2 separate regions of the Homo sapiens genome follow, and region 1 is linked to region 2. A link is a loop called in an ENCODE intact Hi-C map of the cell type or tissue named here. Cell type or tissue: heart left ventricle. All regions are shown on one strand. Links, peaks and the distances in the headings refer to the core of each region. The heading gives the core; the rest is flanking DNA.

The links. Hi-C counts contacts between places; a loop is a spot of excess contacts. Peaks named below come from ENCODE experiments on the same cell type or tissue, not always from the same donor. Only the 100,000 strongest peaks of a DNase experiment are listed, where the experiment ranks them.
Region 1: a loop joins it to region 2, with 2.6 times the contacts of the local background. A loop is called at or near these places in 9 of 110 quality-filtered maps.

Annotation. Positions count from the first base shown.
Region 1 is chr16:48,443,414-48,448,779 of GRCh38, forward strand. No RefSeq gene overlaps it. Among named protein-coding and RNA genes, the nearest start is that of SIAH1, 61 kb to the left of the region's middle. In heart left ventricle, for the core only: no CTCF peak of the experiment used is centred there; DNase peaks (open chromatin) are centred at 1,717 and 2,118; H3K4me3 peaks cover 279 bases; H3K27ac peaks cover 1,739 bases.
Region 2 is chr16:48,536,145-48,541,510 of GRCh38, forward strand. N4BP1 (NEDD4 binding protein 1) reads right to left here. Exons shown (of 7, transcript NM_153029.4): 7 at 2,582-5,366. Among named protein-coding and RNA genes, the nearest start is that of N4BP1, 71 kb to the right of the region's middle. RefSeq lists enhancers at 191-560, 591-660, 1,421-1,490, 2,430-2,929. In heart left ventricle, for the core only: a CTCF peak has its summit at 3,136 (motif pointing right); DNase peaks (open chromatin) are centred at 367, 1,245 and 1,856; H3K4me3 peaks cover 461 bases; H3K27ac peaks cover 2,324 bases.

The DNA.
Region 1 (5,366 bases), core at 49-5,048, 93 kb before region 2:
TTGTGTTTGCAATGTTATTTAGCAGCAGTGGCAGTGTGTCTTGTTCAGATCAGTGTCTGGCACATAGTAGGTGCCCAGAAATACTTGTGGCCTGACTTCAGCCAGCTTCCCAGAGCAACTGAGTTTCTGGAGGAGGAGGCCTTTGGGGCGGGATTTTGGGGGAAGACCAGGGGGCCTTGGTGTGCTGGCATGCAGAGGCACCAATATTTAGAAAAGTGTCACCCACATAGGCTTGACACCATGGTGTATGCCTGTAATCCCAGCACTTTAGGAGGCTGAGGTGGGAGGATCACTTGAGGCCAGGAGTTCAAGACCAGTCAGGGTAACACAGTGAGATCCTGTCTCTACAAAAAATTTACCAAAAATAGGGCTGGGCACAGTGGCTCACACCTATAATCCCAGCACTTTGGGAGGCCCAGGAGGGTGGATCACTTGAGATCAGGAGTTCAAGACCAGCCTGGCTAACATAGCAAAACCCCGTCTCTACTAAAAATACAAAAATTAGCCAGGCGTGGTGGCGGGGACCTGTAATCCCAGGTACTCAGGAGGCTGAGGCAGGGAGAATAGCTTGAACCTGGGAGGCGGAGGTTGCAGTGAGCCAAGATCACGCCATTGCACTCCAGCCTGGGTGACAGAGTGAGACTCTGTCTCAAACAAACAAACAAACAAACAAAAAACAATTACAAAAAAGAATTAGCCAAATGTAGTGGTGTGCACCTGTAGTTCCAGCTACTCAGGAGGCTGAGGTGAGAGGATTGTTTGGGCCCAGGAGGTGAAGGATGGGTCTTGTATAGTACTTGCATAGTACTCTGTAAATGTTTGACAAATTAGTGAATCACATTATTAACAACATGCATTTCACTAAGGAAATGATTAAAAAAAAGCCAGGTACAGTGGCTCACGAAAACAAGGCAAAATGATAACATTTCAACTATAAATAGCAGAGCAAGCAGTTCCTCTGTCATCCTGCAAAACAATGAGGTTGCAGTGATCCCAGATCGTGCCACTGGACTCCAGCCTGGGCCACAGAGCAAGACCCTGGCTCAATAAATTTAATTTAATTTAAACAAAAAATAAAATCTTGAACCCTGTGATGCCAGGACTCCCAAGAGCCACAGTCACCTAAGAATTCCAGCCAACATCTATTGAAGGCTGACTGTGTGCCAGGCACGGGTCTAAGCACTTTACATGGATTCATCCAATCCTCACAGTGGCTCAAGCCTGTAATCCCGGGACTTTGGGAGGCCAAAGCAGGAGCTATGATTGTGCCTCTGCACTCCAGCCTGCAGGACAGAGCAAGATCCTGTCTCTTTAAAAGAAAAAAAAAAGTGCCACGTATGTAATAAATGCTCCAAAGAAACATTAGAGGTGACGTTGATGATGGTGAGGTGATTAGTCATGAGTGACCAAGAAGCCAAAGGCAGAGGCTGGAGCCAGTTCCTGCGGATGCGTCCAACTCTGGAATCCTTGGAGATGTTTCTTTTTTCTTTCCTTTTTTTCCTTTTTTTGAGAGAGGGTCACCCAGGCTGGAGTGCAGTGGCACAATCACAGCTCATTGTAGCCTCAAGCTCTCTGAGGGATGTTTTTGAAATCCATGGATAATGATGTTTCTCTGCCTCTCCCTTGTCAGAGAAGCCTGGGGCCCAGGAGCTGGCAGGTCCCTATACCCCCTCCTGGAAGTCCACACTGCAGGCTTGTCCAGGAGCTTGCCTGGGTGGGACTTCGCTGGGCTAGGCACAGCAGGCCTCCCAGTCAGACTCCAGGGGACCAGAGCTGAAGAATCAGCCCCCACCAGCACACTCCCAGTTCCTCCTCTGCTGTTGGACACGGCTCTCAAGTTACTTCCCTGTGTGTGTGGTGGGGGAGTGAAGGGGACTCTATTTATCCTTCAAGCAACATGAAGGAAGAGGCTCATTGTTTTGCAGGATGACAGAGGAATTGCTTGCTCTGCTATTTATAGTTTGAAATGTTATCATTTTGCCTTGTTTTCGTGGCCTGAAGTCCCCAGCGCTTCCTGTCTAGCAGTCCTCATTCTCTCCCTTTGCACAGTCTGCCTTTAGTTTAAAATCTTGGGGCTGGGCGCGGTGGCTCACGCCTGTGCTCCCAGCACTTTGGGAGGCCGAGGCGGGTGGATTGCTTGGGCTCAGGAGTTTGAGACCAGCCTGGGCAAAATAGTGAAACCCCGTCTCTACTAAAAATACAAAAATTAGCTGGGTATGGTGGGAGCCGGGCCAGCTATCTGGGAGGATGAGGTGGGAGGATGGCTTGAGCCTGGGAGGCGGAGGTGCAGTGATCCCAGATCGTGCCACTGGACTCCAGCCTGGGCCACAGAGCAAGACCCTGGCTCAATAAATTTAATTTAAACAAAAAATAAAATCTTGAACCCTGTGATGCCAGGACTCCCAAGAGCCACAGTCACCTAAGAATTCCAGCCAACATCTATTGAAGGCTGACTGTGTGCCAGGCACGGGTCTAAGCACTTTACAAGGATTCATCCAATCATCACAGCAATGCTTTGAGGCAGATGCCACTATCATCCCCACTTTACAGAGGAGAAAACTGAGGCACGGGGTTGGTAAATTACCTCTCCAAAGTTGTCAGGTGGTAAGCAGGAAGAACAGATCCCAATCTCTGAACCACAAACACCTATATCTCGGAGAAAGGCAGCTCCTGTTTCTGGAACTTGGATTGGAAGAAAAGTAAAGACCAGTCCAGCACCGTGGCACATGCCTGTAATCCCAACACTTTGGGAGGCCAAGGCGGGAGGATCGTTTGAACAAAGGGGTTCAAGACCAGCCTGGGCAACATAGGGAGAACCCGTCTCTAAAAAATATAGAATTAAATTAGCCAGGCATGGTGGTGTGTGCCTGGGGTCCCAGCTATTTGGGAGGCTGAGGTGGGAGGATCACTTGAGTCTGGGAGGTCAAGGCTGCAGTGAGCAGTTGATCGCACCACTGCACTCCAGCCTGGGCAACAGAGTAAGACCCTGTCTCAAAAAAAACCTACCAAACAAACAAACAACAAAAAACTAGACCTTAAACACTGCTTCAATTTTAGCTCCAATTACAAGCAAGAGAGTTTTTTCTGTTTGAATCTTCCATCATCCCAGGGTACAGAAGCTAGATAGTGGCCAAAGAAATGCAGTCTCTGAGCCCTGCAGTGACAGCTGAAGGAATAGTGACTGACAGCAACTGACCCGTGACCATTTCCTGATTTCCAGCTTCCCCAACCCATTGGTCAGCTTTCCATCCCATGGAGGAGCAGCTTGGGGCCAAAAAGGCCACCTGCAGAGAGCACCAATGCCTTGTGCCAGAGACCACGCTAGGGAGGGGCTGCAGCAGAGGATTAGAGGTGCTTTGGTTTGCTTGCTTGTTTTATTTTGGTTTAATAATTAGGGAGGTATCCAGACCCAACCATGGTTCTTTTTACCGCATGTAGGCAGCGAAGCCCAGAGTCGCTTGATGCCTCAAAGGAGGTGATTAAAGTGGAAGAGAAAATATTCTTTTCTTGGCTTTTCAGTTTCAAATGCCTATGCCTTTAGGCAAATAGAAAGGACTAATCTAGGCTGGGCACAGTGGCTCACGCTTTTAATCCCAGCATTTTGGCAGGCCAAGGTGGGAGGATCACTTGAAGCCAGGAGGATCCCTTGAGACCAACCTAGGCATAGTGAGACCCAGTCTCTACAAGAAATTTAAAAATTTGCTGGGTGTGGTGGCCCGTGCCTGTAGTCCCAGCTACTTGGGAGGCCAGGGTGGGAGGATCACTTGAGCCTAGGAGGTTGAGGCTGCAGTGAGCTATGATGGTTCCACTACACTCCAGTCTGGATGAGAGAGGGAGACCCGGTCTCAATAATAATAATAATAATAATAATAATAATAATAATAATAATAATAAAAAAAAAAATTAAAAAGGACTAATGAACTCACCTAAAGATGGGGGGTGCATAATGAAGAAAACCAGCACCCTTCCCCAGGTGGGGGAATACAGATGTTGATGGGTCCTGAGTGGGGATCCTTGACCCTCGTGCCTTGTCTAAGCTTCAGATGGGAGGCAAAACATCCATCCAGACTGTGGAGCCGATGACCAGAGAGCACCCAGTACCATTTAATGGGAAAGGCCCTGGGCAGGCACCAGACACAGAGAAAGAGGAATGAGCTGGAGCCAAGGAGGCCTCCCCAGTGAAACGCTGCCAGGCGCCCAACACCAGCAGAGACTCTAGACCTGGGGCACGGAGGAGCAGGTGTCCCAGCAGCAAGCTGTGAGGACAGGTGGGACCCCAGGCCTTGATCGCAAGCCCTCGATGACTTCCTCGATAGCAAGCCCTGAGGAAAGGGGCAGGCCCCCAACATTGCCTGAGATGACATTTCTGCCACCTAGCATAACAGGGGCTCAGAATAAAATTGAGTTATAAAAAAAAAAGTAAGTCCCATTTTACTCTAATGAGGCATCCTTTAAAGACCCCAAGTGTGCAGCCTGGAGCTTGGCTTGCTGCATCGTGTGGAAACAGTATACACCGTTCTCCTTATGGGGCACGGGCAGCACCACTCAGCAAACCTGTTGCTTTTGTGCCTTCATGAAAGTCTTTCAGGAGTAGTCTACACAGCAGGTCTCTCATCACTCTGGGGAGCCCAGTGGCTCAGAAGCCCCCTGTAGTCCGGGGAAGTCCTGCTAAAGTACATCCAGCACAAACAAGCTTCCAAGCACAAACAAGCTTCCAACTCACCCACCTCCCTGTGTTCAGCTTGGAATAGCAAATACCAAAAAGTAAACATTTGAAACTGATGGCCTCAATGTACAGTCTGGAGTTCATGGGTCTAAGTTTCCCACTGGCGTTCCCCTCAAGGTCCACCATTACCTGGGCTCCACTGCCTGCTAGGCTTCATGACCCCTCTCCAGGGAGGCAGCATCCCAAACACAGCTGGGCGGGCATGTCCTTCCTTCCTCTGGCCCCATCCTTCACCATCCCACTGCATGCCATCCACACTGCCCGGTAAGCAGCCCTGGGGACCTCAAGACTTCACTCAAACACCACCTCCTTTGTGAAGTTTTCCCAGGTAGTGCTAACCACACCCTTCTTCTGTGACCTCACCGTGACAGGTACAGATGGCTACCGGTGCCCTGGCACTGCCTTGGGAATGAGTGTGTTTTAATGTCTTTGTCTTCCACTGCAAGACTTTTGGGGTTCAGGATAAGAGAGAGAGAACAGGGGGCATCAAAGAGGGTTGCTAACTACTTTGCTATGTAAAAGGATGTTTGTGAAACAATACCCCAGCTCCTCTACCTACCATCACCATTATTTCATAAAAGCATGGTCATATTAATACAAAAAATAATAGGAAAATCATGGCCTCAGAATGAAGGATGCT
Region 2 (5,366 bases), core at 55-5,054:
TCCCTTAGCCACACAGTGGGAAGAAGTAAGGGTTCCCAGCCCTTCTCAGAGTGGAGGTGTGACATGCCAGGGATCCTGAGGGGCTGGCAAGGGGAGAGGGTCCTGCTGGCATTGAGAGACACCCTGGTTTGGGGGAAGTCCCCTGAGCAAGCCCACGTGCGCAGCTGCTAGGGGCAGGCTGCGGGAGGCCCTCTTCTTCCTGCTGCCTGTTTTGGTGGCTGAAACTTTAGACTGATCCAGGAGCCAGACAGGCGGGCAGACAAGCGCATTCTTTTTGGGGGAGGCCGCCGCCTCCTCTTCTCGCTAGAAGCAGGGAGGAGGGGAGGACAGGGCCTGCCCAGGCCTGACCCCAGACTGGGTTTCAGGCTGTGGGGCCAAGCAGGGCTCCCTGGGGACTCGGGGCTGGGGAAGGAAAGCCCCAAAGGCTGGAGTCTGCGGTTTGGAGTCCTGTGACTCTGGGAGCTGAAGCCACCAGGCAGGAGGGGGTGAAAGGGGGCTGGTTTAAGAAGCCCTAAGCCTCTGGGCTTTTGGCTCCAGCACTGGCTGTGGGTACTTCTGCTCTGTTTCTGGGCAAATCCCTGCCTGCCCAGTCCATTTCCCCAGTGAATGCCCCCAGCCCTGGCATCCTCGGTGTGTAGGGGATTGGAACCTGAGCCGGGAAAAAGGCCACGTACAGTTTCCAATCAACATCAACTCATCTGTGTTTCCCGAAATGAAGTGCAAGGTGGCTCTGATGCATACATGGGCTCACTCCTGACACAGCTTCTGCAGAACTGGTCAACTTCTTTAAAAAAATATGCTCTTGGCATCCTCTCGCAGGAACAGGGCTGGATACGGGCCCACCAAGCAGGAAGTGGGGAGGCAGCTTCCTTCCGCAGCCTCCCTGTGCCCTGAAGACTGACAGCCTTGACCCAGGTCTGTCATGGGCCCTCAATTCTTTTCCTTGAAGGGTGGAGGTATCTTAGGTGCCATACCAGCTGCTGAGTCACCTCTGGTGCAGCTTTGCCTTTCAGGGAGGTGGGATGGCCCATTGGAATTCAAATCCTAAATCCTGGACATCTTAGCTTGAAGAAATGGAAGTTCCTGAGCATCTCTGTACCTCAGTTTCCTCCTCTGCAAAATGGAGATAATAACAGCAGCACTTTAGGAGTGAGGTGAGGATTAAAGGAGACAGAAGCTTGCCGGGCACATGGGTGGTGAGGGCACGACACTGGTTGCCGGCCTCAGCTTTCTCAGCACCCTGCAGGCAGGCAGTGGCTGTGCTCACTTCCTCCGGGTGCTCTCTCTGGTGACGGCACCCGAGGGACTCTCCCAAGTGCCTGCCTTGTTCAAGGAACAATGCCCTCTCTAGAACAGCTGGACTTCCCATGGCCCTGCTGAGGCACTGAAAGAAATGTAGGCCCTAACCTAAGCACCCTCATCATTGGACCACAGGGATAAAGGAGTGCGTTCAGAACCTGGAGGATGACGGCTTAGCACTTGGAGATAAGACCTGGCTGGTGGGGGTGTGGGATGACCTGGAAGGGTGGCGAATAGTTAGGTAGGTGTCCGCAGGGCTGCTGATCAGAGCCCCAGTAGCAGTCACTGAGCGGGGCTCTGGGTTGGGCACAGTTCTAAGCACCACGTTTATTCCTCATGTCACCCTTGAAGTAGAAAGCATTATTATGCCTATTTTACAGGTGAGGAAATCCTCATCTGTAAAATAGGCATAATAAAATAATGCTTAGTTACAGTTCTGAAGTATACAGAAAGTCAAACTCCAAATGAACAGTGCTGGCATTTGCCCAACTAGGGAACTGGGGAAAAGAACTGCCGTCAGGGGACTGAAGAGGCAGTGGGATGGGCACAGAGCCACGGCAGCAGGGAACAGCTCGAGAGCCAGGCCGAGTTCTCTGCTGAGGGGCACCAGGCCTGAGTTTCAAGTTACTCAACTCCGAAATAGTTGGCCCCTTCCAGCATTTTCTGACTGGGGTGGATACTCCTGAAGCCCTGTTTGTGCAGGTCTTTGGACCTTTCTAAACAATCTGCAAATCCTTGCTAAAGACAGTAACACGTGTTACTCAAGACTCGATTTCAAAGGACGTAAATCCAACTGGAATGACCAGCTTAAGCAAAAAGTGTGTTAGAATACTGGGGTGTGGTGACGTCCGAGGAAGGGCTTTCCTGACAACAGGAACCCAAGGCTCATGCTGCCAGGAACCTCTCTCACGTCGCCGCTTCTTTCCTGCCACAGGTCGACTTCCCCCAGGGTGGAAAATGGCTTCTGACAGACCTGGGCCTGGCATCCCACGATTCCCACCACCACAGAGGAACTCCCCAGGAGTGACTTGGACTGGCATAGGTTGGGCCGGCTGTCGGCCCTGGCCAGGAAGCCTGAGTGCATCTAGTATGCAGCCTGCGCCAGGTACCCCTCCCCGGACCTGTGTGCCCAGGATGCCATGTGCTGGAGCCTGGCAGGGGAGGGAGAAGGGAGTGGAGTGACCCCAGCCCCACCCCACTGTCCCACTGCAGGGCAGTGGATTCCCGGCCTCTTACTGGTCCTGCTGCCAGATGCCGCAGTCAAGAAGGCACTGTCCTCCAGTTCAGTTGAGCAGACATTTATTAAGCACCTATCAAGTGCAAGGCACTGTGCTAGGCGCCGTGGGAAATACAGAGAACACAGGCGGTCCCTGCCCACGAGGAGCTCACAGTCTAGAAAGGGCAGCAAGACAGTACACAATCAGTGGCAGCAGCACCAGCCAGAGTGGCAAGTGCTCAAAGCGAGACACAAAGTGCTGTGCGGTCACAACATCATGGGGATGCTTCTGGCAGAAGCACTGGAAAGGAGACGAGGACTCAGGCTGGGCCTTCCAGGAGGGAAGCCATTTGGGAGAAGGGCATCTCTAGCGGAGAGAGGTCCATCTGCAGAGCCCACAGGTCATGGGAAACATGTGGCTGCAGGGAGAGTTTGGGGACAGTCAAGTATGGCTGGGAGGTGGACAGCCACGGACACTAAGCTCAGGAGATGTGAACTTTGTGGTCTGGTCAAACAGCCACTGCAGATCACTTCGCAGGAGGAGGGGTGACTAGAAGTATGTTACTGGAAGGTAAATCTGGCCACACTGCAGCATCTGGACGGCAGAGGGCAGCGCTGGGAGGGGCCAGCCAGTTAGGGCCCACCACCCCTGGGTGTCTGAGAGTGGGAGTAGCGGGCAGGGGCCAGCAAAGCACGAGGGCAGAGCAGGGGACCATACGGAGGGTGGGTGTGGAAGAAGGGAGGGGCCCCATGCAAGCTGCAGGTCTGGGGAGCCTGAGGATGTCATAGGGCTTCCTGGTAGAGTGGAAAGTGCACTCCTGAAGGTCAGGGCCAGTCACTACAGAGAGGGGACAGCGAGGAGAGGGACGGTGTGGCCCTAAGGGTGACTGCAGTTTCTCAACATGTGGTCCGTGGATCACCTGCATGGGAACTGCCTGGGGAATGCGCTCATTTGCAGATTCCCGGGCCTTCCTCCAGAACTACTGGGCAAGCATCTGCCGGGTCATGCCCGGTAACCTACATTCTTAACACCAGCTGCCCTCTCCACCACCACGAGCCCCAAAGGTGGGGAAAAGTCTGCAAGCCACCTGCAGAGGAAGAATAGGGTGTTAAGGACTGGCTTTAGGCAAAAAGAAGAGACAAAAAGAATGAGGGAGGTCTGGGAGTGAGGGAAGTGGTGGGAAGCAGGGAAAGTCCGGTCAAGCCATGTGCACCAAGACAGAGCCCCAGCGCGGCCTTGCAGCCAGGCACCGGGCCGTCCCCAAGGGCTGCTCTCAGTCCGCTTTCACTTGGTGGGCGAAAGCCACATTTGCAAACTGGGAAGTGGAGAGTGGGAGGTGAGGGGAAGCACTAGCAATGAATGAAGAGGATTCTTCCGGGAATCAGGCTGTTTCAATCTAAAACATCCAAGATAAGTGGAAACACTGGGGAGGAAGGTGATGAACAGACGGAGGTGAGCCAGAGACACCTCCTGGGCAAGTCGGCCAGGAGGCGGGAGGCGTGGGTCAGAGACACTGCAGGAACTGGGTGAGGACAAGGAGGTGCGAGGAAAGGGGTTGGGGGATGGTCCCACAGGCAGCCACACCTGAGGCGTGGGAGGCAGGTAGGAGCTGGGGGAGGGCGGGGAGAAGAGGGGTTTCTGTGTGTAGATCTGAGTCCTCCCTCACATCCCAGCCGTGCCACAAGCCGCATCGGCATGAGGCCGGCTCTCCCTTCTTCACTGGTCTCAAAAGCCACCCAGGCCCAAGTCCCGGCCAGACAGCCGAGCCTGCCTAGCAACGCTGACCGGCCGCCCAGGATGGCCCAGACACCTTCTGTCTCCTGAATGCAGCCTACAGGGGTTCAAACAGACTGCTTGCATTAAGGTCAGACAAGGCTCTTTTACTTCCAGAGACAGCGGCCTGGAGCCTCGGGAAGAATGTAGGCCCAGGAATCACCCAGCCCCTCAGGACAACCTCTCTGAGCAACAGACATCCTCCCTGTTGAATGAGAGTGACATCTCTGCCCTGCCACCTACTTTACATGGATGCCACGAAGTGGGAGAGCCTGAGCAGTAGACAGGGAAGAGGCGAGCGGCCCCACTGCAGGAGGTAGACAGGCTACAGATACTTATGCAGCAGCCACACTGAGGCTAGTACTGGAGGAGGCTGAGAACCAGTAATGAGTTCTTAATGGTTTGATAATTTGGGTTTTTAAATATTAAATATTAAATATCAGGGGTTTCGGAAGGAATGATGAATTCCGTCTCATGCTGTAACTGATGAAGGCAACCAATGAGCAATCCTTCCTTCCCATAGCCGAGAAAGGGAAAGGGGACAGGCCAATCCCTCTGAAGCAGTAAGTCAGAACACGAAGACTTACAGAACTCAAACATCAAAGGTCAAGTAGCTTCTAGCCAGGAAAAGTGGTGGCCCCCTCAGCCTAGCCAGCACCAACCAGCATGGGTGGAGACTCAGCCTGGCAGTAAGGGCATTTCCTGGGTTTCCTCTGAAGCAGAGGAGAAATAGTGGGTCAGCCAGGCTGCTGGACTGAACCATGAGCCAGAAGGCCAGAATCACTGCAAGACAGCTCCAGCCCGCACACCTCAGTTGTGCTTTTGAAAACAGGTACAAAGCTGAGGCATGGGAGCTGTGACTGAAGTCGCCCTCCTGGCTGGCCTCGTCTTCTACCTCTGCTTCCACAGCTGGGTGACTTGGCCATAGGCCCAAACAATGGACAACCAGTTCCACATTAGGAGGCATCACGGACGCATCTGAGAGGAAACATGATTGAAGGACAAGCTTGGCCTCATGGAGGGCTCTGGATTCATCCCTTGAAGAACGCAGTGATCAAACAAAACCAAGAAGCAGGC